2 separate regions of the Homo sapiens genome follow, and region 2 is linked to region 1. The links are chromatin loops, found by intact Hi-C in ENCODE. Cell type or tissue: PC-3. All regions are shown on one strand. Links, peaks and the distances in the headings refer to the core of each region. The heading gives the core; the rest is flanking DNA.

Region 1 (5,378 bases), core at 280-5,279:
TGGGTGACAGAGTGAGACCCAATCTCAAAAAAAAAAAAAAAAAAAAAAAAAAGTCCTACTGTTATAGAGTTTATAATCTAGCAAGTGCAGAAAAACAGGGATATTAAAAGATTATGAAATAATTTTAAAAATCAGTTACCAACGCATAACACTGTGAATGTATTTAATGCCAGTAAACTGTACACTTTAAAATGGTTGAAATGCTAAAATTTATGTTATATATATTTTAATATGATAAAAACCCAATTTCCAAACATATATTAAAAATGATGCCATGCCCGGGTACAGTGGCTTACACCTGTAATCCCAGCACTTTGGGAGGCTGAGGCAGGTGGATCGCCTGAGGTCAGGAGTTCGAGACCAGCCTGATCAACATGGAGAAATTTTGTCTCTACTAAAAATACAAAAATTAGCTGGGTGTGGTGGTGCATGTCTGTAATCCCAGCTACACAGGAGGCTGAGGCAGGAGAATTGCTTGAACCCGGGAGGCGGAGGTTGCAGCCGTTGTACTTCAGATTGGGAAATCGTGCCATTGCACTCCAGACTGGGCAACAAGAGTGAAACTCAGACTCAAAAAAAAAAAAAAGATGCCATTTTTGTAAAAGACATGCACATGTCTTTCTTATGCATAGGAAATTGGAAGGATGGATAGCTACTTTTATACATAGGAAATTGGATAGAAAGATAATACTGGTGGCTGGGCGCAGTGGCTCATGCCTGTAATCCCAGCACTTTGGGAGGCCAAGGCAGGCAGATCATGAGGTCAGGAGATCCAGACCATCCTGGCTAACATGGTGAAACCCTGTCTCTACTAAAAAAATACAAAAAAATTAGCCAGGCGTGGTGGCGGGCGCCTGTGGTCCCAGCTACTCGGGAGGCTGAGGCAGCAGAATGCATGAACCCGGGAGGTGGAGCTTGCAGTGAGCCGAGATCGCGCCACTGCACTCCAGCCTGGGCGACAGAGCGAGACTCCGTCTCAAAAAAAAAAAAAGAAAAAGAAAAAAGAAAAGAAAGATAATACTTGTCATTTTTGGATAAGATTCTGACTGATTTTTTTTTTTTTTTTTTTTTTGAGACAGAATTTTGTTCTTGTTGCCCAGGCTCCAGTGCAATGGCGCAGTCTGGGCTCACTACAATCTCTGCCTCCCGGGTTCAAGTGATTCTCCTGCCTCAGCCTCCCAAGTAGCTGGGATTACAGGAATGTGCCACCATGCCCAGCTAATTTTTTGTATTTTTAGTAGTCATGGGGTTTCACTATGTTGGCCAGGCTGGTCTCGAACTCCTGACCTCGGGCCATCCACCCGACTCAGCATCCCAAAGTGCTGGGATTACAGGCGTGAGCCATCATTGAGTGATTTTTATTGTTTACTTACCTTGTCCAACATCTTATAGAATACATACGTATTAATTTACAATAAGGTTTTATTTAAGAGACTTTTTTTTTTTTTTGGAGACAGAGTTTCACTCTGTTGCCCAGGTTGGAGTGCAGTAGTGCAATTCTCGGCTCACTGCAACCTCTGCCTCCCAGGTTCAAGTGATTCTTGTGCCTCAACCTCCCGAGTAGCTGGGATTACAGGCATGCACCACCACACCCAGTTAATTTTTGTATTTTTAGTAGAGACGGGGTTTTGCCATGTTGGCCAGGCTTGTCTCGAACTCCTGGCCTCAAGCAATCCACCTGCCTTGGCTTCCCAAAGTGCTGGGATTACAGGCATGAGCCACTGTGCCCGGCCGACGTTTCTGTGATTTTTTATTGAATGGCCAAAAAAAGGAGGGAAGGAGGGAGGGGTATCCTGGGGAGGTCAACGGAAATAAAACCAAAATAAGATTTGAAAAAAGGAAACCACTAAAAATGCAATGTGGCATCTTAGATCCTAGAACAGGAACAAGACATTAGTGGAAAAATCAGTAAAATCCAAATAAAGTCTAGAGGTCAGTTAACGGTATTTTACTAATGTTCATTTCTCAGTTACCGTGGTATGTAAGATGTCAAAATCTGGGGAAATTGAGTAGAGAGTATGTGTGAACTCTTAATACAATGTCTTTGTAACTTTTTGGTGAAATTAAAATTACTCCAAAACAAGAAATGTATTTTAAAAATTTAAGTTTAGAGGTTGGAATCATCTTTTTCCTCTTCAGTTTATATTACTGTCATTAACAATAGCCACCAATGACTAATGGCTAACTTTGGAATTTCCACAAATAGCAGGAGAAAACCATTTGGGGTAGGCAACTATTGAAAAGTTACATTTAGATAGTCCCAAAACAAAAGAGAGAGATTTGCAAATTCAGAGGTGATTTTCTGTTTTCTTTTTTTTCTTAGCGTTCTATAAAAGTTCAGTGACGACTTTTAGAAATTCTCCTTTGGATATCCTTAGCTTCCAGGGCCGGAACCAGCACCCTCTAGCCTTCTATGACTCAATCCATGCATATAGATTAGGGGCCAGATACTCTACTTGCATTTCCAGAAATATGAGGGGGGAGTACTTCCCAAGGAGAGGATGTAGTCTCTTTGAAATTTGACCCTTTAAAAGTTGGGCTGCTGGACATTAATAAGGAAGAATTGAAAGTGCAGATCAATAAGACTTGCTGAAAATAAAACACACATTAGCATAGAGTGTTCTCCCTATAACCAAGATTAATGCCTTTTTAAACCAAACCAGAGCACAAAGGTATATCTTTGAGGCTAATTGCCGCTAGCAGATTGCAGAGAGAAAGAAAGACAGGCTTGGGGGCAGGGGCTGGTGGACAAAACCCAATTGCAGAACTCCTAAGAGCAGGAGTGAAATGAAATAACCCCTTGAGTTATGCAGAGAATTTAACCAGCGCTGGGCTCGGTTTTATTGGGCATGCATTTGAAATTTAAATACGTTCTGGGGACAATGCCTTTTTACAGCATAGCCAGGAGCTTGCCAAATAGGAGCACAGCAAGTTTATTAACAAGAGGACATGATCAAACATAAAATAGCAGGCTAAGGACTCCTTTTCTTGTACAGCCACGCTGAAAAGACTTCTGTGGAATTCCAATCCTGCTCTCGACACACCCCTTGTCTAGGACTGTATTTACTCAAACAGCCACCCTCATTTCCTTTTAAAATTTATTTGTCATTAGCCATTACTCACTGCAAAGCTACTTTTTGAGATTTTAATATCCCTTTTAATAAGGCACTATTCTTTGAAAACTACAATACCAACATTTTTGTTGGTACAGTGTTTTTTGGTATTTGAAAAACTATGAAATCAGAAGAACTTATGGCTTGAGATAGTCCCAGATGCATAAATACCCTAAATCAAATGGGCACTTGTTTAGAATGCTTTCTAAGGATGTTCCTCACCCATCTAAAACCCTTCCAACATATCGCATCATGGTTAAGCAGGTAGAATCTAGAATATGATTGTCTGGGTCTAAACCCAGGCCTCCTCCACCTTGGCCTTGGGCAAGTTCCTTAACATTTCTGTACCTGATGTCCTCATTTCTAAAATGGGGCTAATAATAGTCCCCACCTCATAGGGTTGTTTTAAGGGTATACATGTGTGTATACATACGCGTGTACACATGTTGCATATGTATATATTGCACATGTAATTGTGTGTGTGTGTTTATATATAGATATGTGTGTGTGTGTATTTATATATAGATGTGTGGGTGTGTGTATATTGTACTTCCAGGAGAATTCTCAATAAATGGGAGCTGTGGTTGTTTTAGCTTTTTATTGTATTATGGCTGTGAGGCAGAGCTTGTGTTCCTGTGTTTTTTCCCCAGGGGTGGTTTGGCCATGGAAATGAACGGGGTGGCAGGTGATGCTGGGGAGACCAAGGAAAGCAGGAAGAGTGAGGTTGGGAGCAAGAGAAAAGAAGGACGGGAGGTCCAGTCTCAGCTCCTTGCCCTTCTCCTGCCATCTCACTAGCCTCTTACCCCAGGCTTAGTCTCTCAGCTCTTCCCTTCGTTTTCTCCTGAGTTGATCCATTTTCTTAAAGTCTGACTGTCTTTCCTAACAATGTATTAGAAAATAAATAATAAGGCCAGGTGCAGTGTCTCATGCCTATAATCCCAGCGCTTGGGAGGCCGAGGCGGGCGGATCACATGCAGTCAGGAGTTCAAGACCAGCCTGACTAACATGGTGAAACCCCGTCTCTACTAAGAATACACAAATTAGCCGGGCATAGTGGCAGGCACCTGTAATCCCAGCTACTCAGGAGGCTGAGGCAGCAGAATCGCTTGAACCCCGGAGGCAGAGGTTGCAGTGAACTGAGATCGTGCCATTGAACTCCAGCCTGGGCGACAGAGCAAAACTCTGTCTAAATAAATAAATAAATAAACAAATAAATAAATAAGCAAGCTGGCTGTGGTGGCGCGTGCCTGGAGTCCCAGCTACTCAGCAGCTGAGGCAGAAGAATTGCTTGAACCCAGGAGGCGGAGGTGGCAGTGAGCTGAGATTGCACCACTGCACTCCAGTCTGGGTGACAGAAGAGACTCCATTTCAAAACAAACAAACAAAAAACCCCCACCAAACTCCTGGTCAACCTCAAATCTGCATTCTTACAGGATTCACCTGCTTGGCTCCTGGCAACTCTATCCCACCACTGGCAAAACAACGGACAAACAAATAAACAAAAAAACAGGAGATTTCTTTGACTTTTCGATTTCTCTGCTTTCCCATCCAACCCAGCCATCCATCTTCATCGTTAAAACGGATTCGGAATCAGACCCTTCTCTCCATCCCCACTGCTCCCATCGTGGTCCAAATCGGGACGTGGTGCTAACTCCCCAGCTGCCTCCTGCCCCATGCCCTGTTCTTCACACAGCAGGCTGAGTGATGCCACGGAAGTGCAGGCTGGACTACATAGCTCACGTGCAGTCTCAGCTGACGCCCGAATCCCCACAATCTCTGCCTCCCTTGACTCCTGACCACAGCTACCCTACTTTCTCCCCCCTGGCTGGCTCCTCCAGCCACACCAGCCTCCTTACTGCTCCACGAGTCCCCCAGGAGGCTCTGCCTTTGGACCTTGGCACTGGCTGTGCCCTCGGTCTGGGGCAATTCCCCCATATTCCATGCCCCTCTCCTCCCTTGCTCTGTCCTTCCTTCAAATCACCTTCATTGGGGTGAGGTGGCTCATGCCTGTAATCTCAGCACTTTGGGAGGCCAAGGTGGGCAGATCACTTGAGGTCAGGAGTTCAAGACCAGCCTGGACAACATGGTGAAACCCTGTCTCTACTAACAATACAAAAAATAACTGGGCGTGGTGGCACGCACCTGTAATCCCAGCTATTCGGGAGGCTGAGGTGGGAGAATCGCTTGAACACAGGAGGCAGAGATTGCAGTGAGCCGAGATCACGCCATTGCACTCCAGCCTGGGCGATAGAGTGAGACTCAAGT
Region 2 (5,378 bases), core at 318-5,317, 51 kb before region 1:
GCTAAAGCCATAACACTCTTAGGAGAAAACACAGGAGGAAATTTCCATGAACTTGGAATTGGCAATGGGTTCTTAGATATGAACACACAAAACATGAGCAACAAAATAAAAAATAAAGCACAAGGAACAAAAGGAAATAAATTGGACTTCATTAATTTCTTTTCTTTTTTTTTTTTGAGGCAGAGTCTTACTGCTGTCTCGGCTCACTACAACCTCTGTTCCCCAGGTTCAAGCAATTCTCCTGCCTCAGCCTCCCAAGTAGCTGAGAATACAGCTGTGCACCACCACACCCGGTTTCACCATGTTGGCCAGGGTGGTCTCAAACTCCTGACCTCAAGTGATTGTCCCACCTTGGCCTCCCAAAGTGCTGGGATTACAGAAGTGAGCCACCACACCCGGCCGGGACTTCATTAAATTTAAAAACTTTTGTACATCAAAGGACATTATCAAGGAAGGAAAAAGACAACTCACAGAATGGGAGAAAATATTCGCAAATCAATCATAAATCTGATAAGGGTCTGGGATCTAAATTTTTTTTGTAGCCACCACGCCTGGCTAATTTTTGTGTTTTTAGTAGAGATGGTGTTTCACTATGTTGGCCAGGCTGGTCTTGAACTCCTGATCTCAGGTGATCCAACCACTTCGGCCTCCCAAAGTGCTGGGATTACAGGTGTGAGCCACCACTCCCAGCCTGGGATCTAAAATTTGTAAGGCATTCTTGCAAAGCAACAACAAGACAAACAACTCAGTCAAAATATGGGCAAAGGACTTGAATAGATATTTTCTTCCAAAGAAGATGTACAAAAGGCCAGAAAGCACATGACAAGATGCTCAGCATCATTAGTCACTAGAGAATGCACTTCAAAATCACAAGGCATCATTTCACATCCACTAGGATGGTTATTATCAACAAAACCAAACAGAACACAAAAACCCAGGTTGGGTATGGTGGCTCATGCCTGTAATCCCAGCACTTTGGGAGGCCAAGGTGGTTGGATTACCTGAGGTCAGGAGTTCGAGACCAGTCTGGCCAACATGGCAAAACCCCATCTCTACTAAAACTACAAAAATTAGCCAGGCATGATGGCACACGCCTGTAATCCCAGCTACTCAGGAGGCTGAGGCAGGAGAATAGATTGAACCCGGGAGGCGGAGGTTGCAGTGAGCCAAGATTGCTCCACTGCACTCTTGCCTGTGCGACAGTGAGACTCCATCTCAAAAACAAACAAACAGGCCAGGCGCGGTGGCTCATGCCTATAATCCCAGCACTTTGGGAGGTCAAGGCAGGTGGATCACGAGGTCAGAAGATTGAGATCATCCTGGCGAACACGGTGAAACCCCGTCTGTACTAAAAATACAAAAATTAGCCTGGCTTGGTGGTACGCACCTCTAGTCCCAGCTACTCAGGAGGCTGAGGCAGGAGAATCACTTGAACCCAGGAGGCAGTGGTTATAGTGAGCCGAGATCGAGATCATGCTACTGCACTCCAGCCTGGGTGATACAGCAAGACTCCATCTCAAAAAAACAAAACAAAACAAAACAAAACAAAACAAAAAAACAAAAAATAAGAAAACAGGCATTCAAATACACGTACATACGTGTTCAGAGTAGCACTATACACAATAGCCAAAAGGTGTAAATATCCCAAATGTCCATCAACTGGTGAGTGCAGAAATGAGATGAAGTACTGTATAAGTTCTGTTGTACCACAGACAATTATTCAGCCATAAAATGGAATGAGATACTGATACGTGCTACAATGTGGATGAGCCTTGAAAACATTACAGTAAGTAAAAGAAGCCAGACACAAAAAGCCACATTTGATTTTGTTGATAAGAAATAGGAATCTGAATCTGTTCACTTTAACCAGAATAGGTAAGGCCATGGCGAGATGCCGATTGGCGGTTGCCAGGTCCTGGGGGCTAGGGTAGAACTGGGGAGCGACTGCCTACTGGCTACACGGTTTCCACTTGGGGTGATGAAAATGTTTCGGTGCTGGACAGAGGTGGTGATAACGCAATACTGTGAATATACCAACTGCTCCTGAATTGGTCACTTTAAAATGGTTAATTTTATGTTATGTGAATTTCATGTCAATTTTTTTTCTTTTTTCTTTTTTTTGAGACAGAGTTTCACACTTGTTGCCCAGGCTGGAGTGCAGTGGTGCAATCTCGGCTCACCACAACCTCCGCCTCCCGGGTTCAAGCGATTTTCCTGCCTCAGCCTCCCGAGTAGCTGGGATTACAGGCGTGCGCCACCACGCCCAGCTAATTTTGTATTTTTAGTAGAGACAGGGTTTCTCCATGTTGGTCAGGCTGGTCTCGAACTCCCGACCTTAGGTGATCTGCCCGCCTCGGCCTCCCAAAGTGCTGGGATTACAGGCGTGAGCCACCGCGCCCAGCTTCATGTCAATTTTTAAATTTCACGTTTGATTCCAGGGGTTGGGAGTTTGCTGCCCTTCATCATGGAGTTTGCTGCAGCCAGTGCAGGGGTGAAAAGGGAAGAGCAAAACAGGCAGATCTCGTTTAGGAGAGATACTGCAATTTATCTGATGCTGATCTTTTAAGTCACTTCTGGTGCCAAAGAGCACTGGACTTGGAGCCTGAAGAACTGAGACTTCCTGACATTTGGCCTTAAGCAAGCCTGAGCTTAGACTTCCTGAGCTTTTCCCGATGTTTTGTGTTGGGCAGCCCCATTTCCCTGGACAGCTGCAGGGATGGAGGGAAGTGATGCGTGTATGCATGTGGGCTTGTTCCTTCCTTCTCTATTCCACAGGCTGTCAGTGTACAGGTATGTTTGCACACAAGAAAGATGTTGGTCCTGGGGTCTCAGAGGCACCAAAGAACTGGCCAGCTTTGTCCAATTCATCCAAAATCCAGTCAGTGGCGTAAAGAGGAAGCCATCACACCAGGCCTTTGCCAACAAAGCAGACAGGCTGCCCAGCCCAGGAGCTGCCTACTCTTACTCGCCTGTTGGTTTGAGCAGATGCAGCCATGACAGCAGGGTTACAAAGGCCACCCCAGCCAGGCCACCACCCTCCACCAGGGCTCTGCCAGGATGGATTGAACCCTGGCCCTCATGTGTTACTTGATGACAGCAAGATACCTGATAAGAAACTGTTTGGATGTCACAGAGAACACATTTTAACAGCCCAGAGAGGTGGGATTATCACAGAGTGGTGTAAAAGAAGCAAAATTATTTCGGATAAACCATGAAGGAATTTTATTACCCAGTGCAGTTATAAATCAAGTTCTCTGTAAATGCAATAAAACAATTGTTTAGTCTGCATGATTCATACCACAAACCTCAGGATTCTTGGTTTTGATCTTATTGCCGCAATAAACTGTCTAGACAGCAATTAACAAACTGTTTTTCCTTCAGATGTTTGGAGTGCTGGTACAGCGGGAATCGGCACTTAGAAATTCAGGGGCTTCTTCCTGGCTCCTATTAATTATCAGGTTGGGTGAGTGGGAAAAGCCCAGAATCTTCTCAGAATTAGCCTTCTGGAAGTGTCCTTCCCCTGTGAATGTGCCACTTCACCACATAATATTCACTTATAACTGGCAGAAAATCCAAATATACAGATTTTCTTAAACCTTGGCCTGTCACTTTAGAGAGAAGTGAGCAGAATTAACTTTTTTTTTTTTTTTTTTTGGAGACAGTCTTGCTCTGTTGCCCAGGCTGGAGTACAATGGCATGATCTTGGCTCACTGCAACCTCCACCTCCCGAGTTCAAGTGATTCTCCTGTCTTAGCCTCCCAAGTAGCTGGGATTACAGGAATGCACCACCACGCCCTGCTAATTTTGTATTTTTAGTAGAAACAGGGTTTCATCATGTTGGTCAGGCTGGTCTCGAACTCCTGACTTCATGTGATCCACCTGCCTTGGCCTCCCAAAGTGCTGGGATTACAGGCATGAGCCACCATGCCATGCCTGGCCTAGCTTTTGTATATCCTTGGAGCAAAATTTATATACAGATAAGTCATTTCTTCATGTATTCATTCATTTATTCAGCATTAGGGTATAATAGTTTAGAACACTCACTCAGGAGTCTAATCGACTTTCGTGCCATTTCAGGTACGTGATTTCACCTTCCTGAAGTTTATTTTGCATATGTTGAAAGTCATGGAGGAAAATTAAATGAAATTATCTGTGTAAATTGCCTGGAACATAATAAGAGCTCAAAACTATTCACTATTATTGTCTATCATCCATGCATTCATCTGTCCATCCACGTATTCACCATCCCTCTATCTATCCATCCATCCACCCACCTATCCATCCATTCCTTCACCCTTCCTTTCTTCCTTCCTTCTATCATTTATTCACCTATCTGTCCATTCTTCCTTCTTTTCTTTCCTTCCTTCCAACATTTATCCATCCATCCATCCATCCATCTATGCATCCACCCACCCACCCACCCATCCTTCCATCCATCCCTCCATCTATCCCTCCATCTGTCCATTTATCTACACACTCACTCATTCATTCCTTCTTTGCCTGGTACTCTATGCCAGATTGTTGAGATTATAAAAACAAATAAGATATATCCCGACTTCATGGAGATCCCAGTTTAGCTGGAAAGACAGCATTAGGTCTCTGGCTGTAGGCAGCATCTGATCCTGAAGGAAATAGTGAGAGAAAACCTGGGGAAGTGTTTAGTTTCTGGTCTAGCCCTGGTGATTTAAGATGATATGTGAGACGCACTCACCTCCCAGGGCTCCTGATGGCTCAGAGCTCAGTGGATGAACATGGCTTCATCCACACAGTCAGTTACACGGTGAGACTACACATTTGGCAAATGCCCCAAACAAACAAACAAACAAACAAAATAATTTGGGTTCAAGGTAACAGTAAATCACACTCTTCAAACCTAAATATTCTTCTCTAGGCTTCTTCCCACCTTTTCTTCCCTTCTTTCTGCCAACTCCTTCTCCTCCATTTTGCGTCAGACACCATGTGCATTGGGAGGATGTTGCTAGGTCACAGTGGGGACACTTGCTCTATTTACAGAGAAAACAGGGCTCCTCAGATTCACAGGGTTTGCAAAGGAAAGCCCTCCCAGAAAGGAATTCCAGCCTTCCCTTCTGAGGCTGGTGCAGCAGGGCTGGGGGCTGCAGGAACAGACCAGAGAAAGTGACTCAGAATTCCCTTCGGCTACAGTACGATTGCGAGAACCATTTTAAGTATGAGCTGTGGCTCCCCTCTCCCTTTTTCCTCAGCCTCCAGGGAGCTGCCATTTAAAAAATCTTGGCCTGGCCAGGGGCGGTGGCTCATGCCTGTAATCCCAGCACTTTGGGAGGCTGAGGTGGGCGGATCACCTGAGGTCGGGAGTTTGAGACCAGCCTGACCCCTGACCAACATGGAGAAACCCCGTC

The links. Hi-C counts contacts between places; a loop is a spot of excess contacts. Peaks named below come from ENCODE experiments on the same cell type or tissue, not always from the same donor. Only the 100,000 strongest peaks of a DNase experiment are listed, where the experiment ranks them.
Region 2: it touches region 1 in a loop (6-fold over the local background); 3 of 110 quality-filtered maps call a loop at or near these places.

The regions. Positions count from the first base shown.
Region 1 is chr20:51,907,967-51,913,344 of GRCh38, forward strand. No RefSeq gene overlaps it. Among named protein-coding and RNA genes, the nearest start is that of LINC01429, 48 kb to the left of the region's middle. In PC-3, for the core only: no CTCF peak of the experiment used is centred there; DNase peaks (open chromatin) are centred at 2,445 and 2,985; H3K4me3 peaks cover 1,820 bases; H3K27ac peaks cover 2,062 bases.
Region 2 is chr20:51,857,201-51,862,578 of GRCh38, forward strand. All of the region lies in intron 1 of LINC01429 (long intergenic non-protein coding RNA 1429), which reads right to left. Among named protein-coding and RNA genes, the nearest start is that of LINC01429, 3.0 kb to the right of the region's middle. RefSeq lists an enhancer at 5,202-5,378. In PC-3, for the core only: no CTCF peak of the experiment used is centred there; a DNase peak (open chromatin) is centred at 3,311; H3K27me3 peaks cover 301 bases.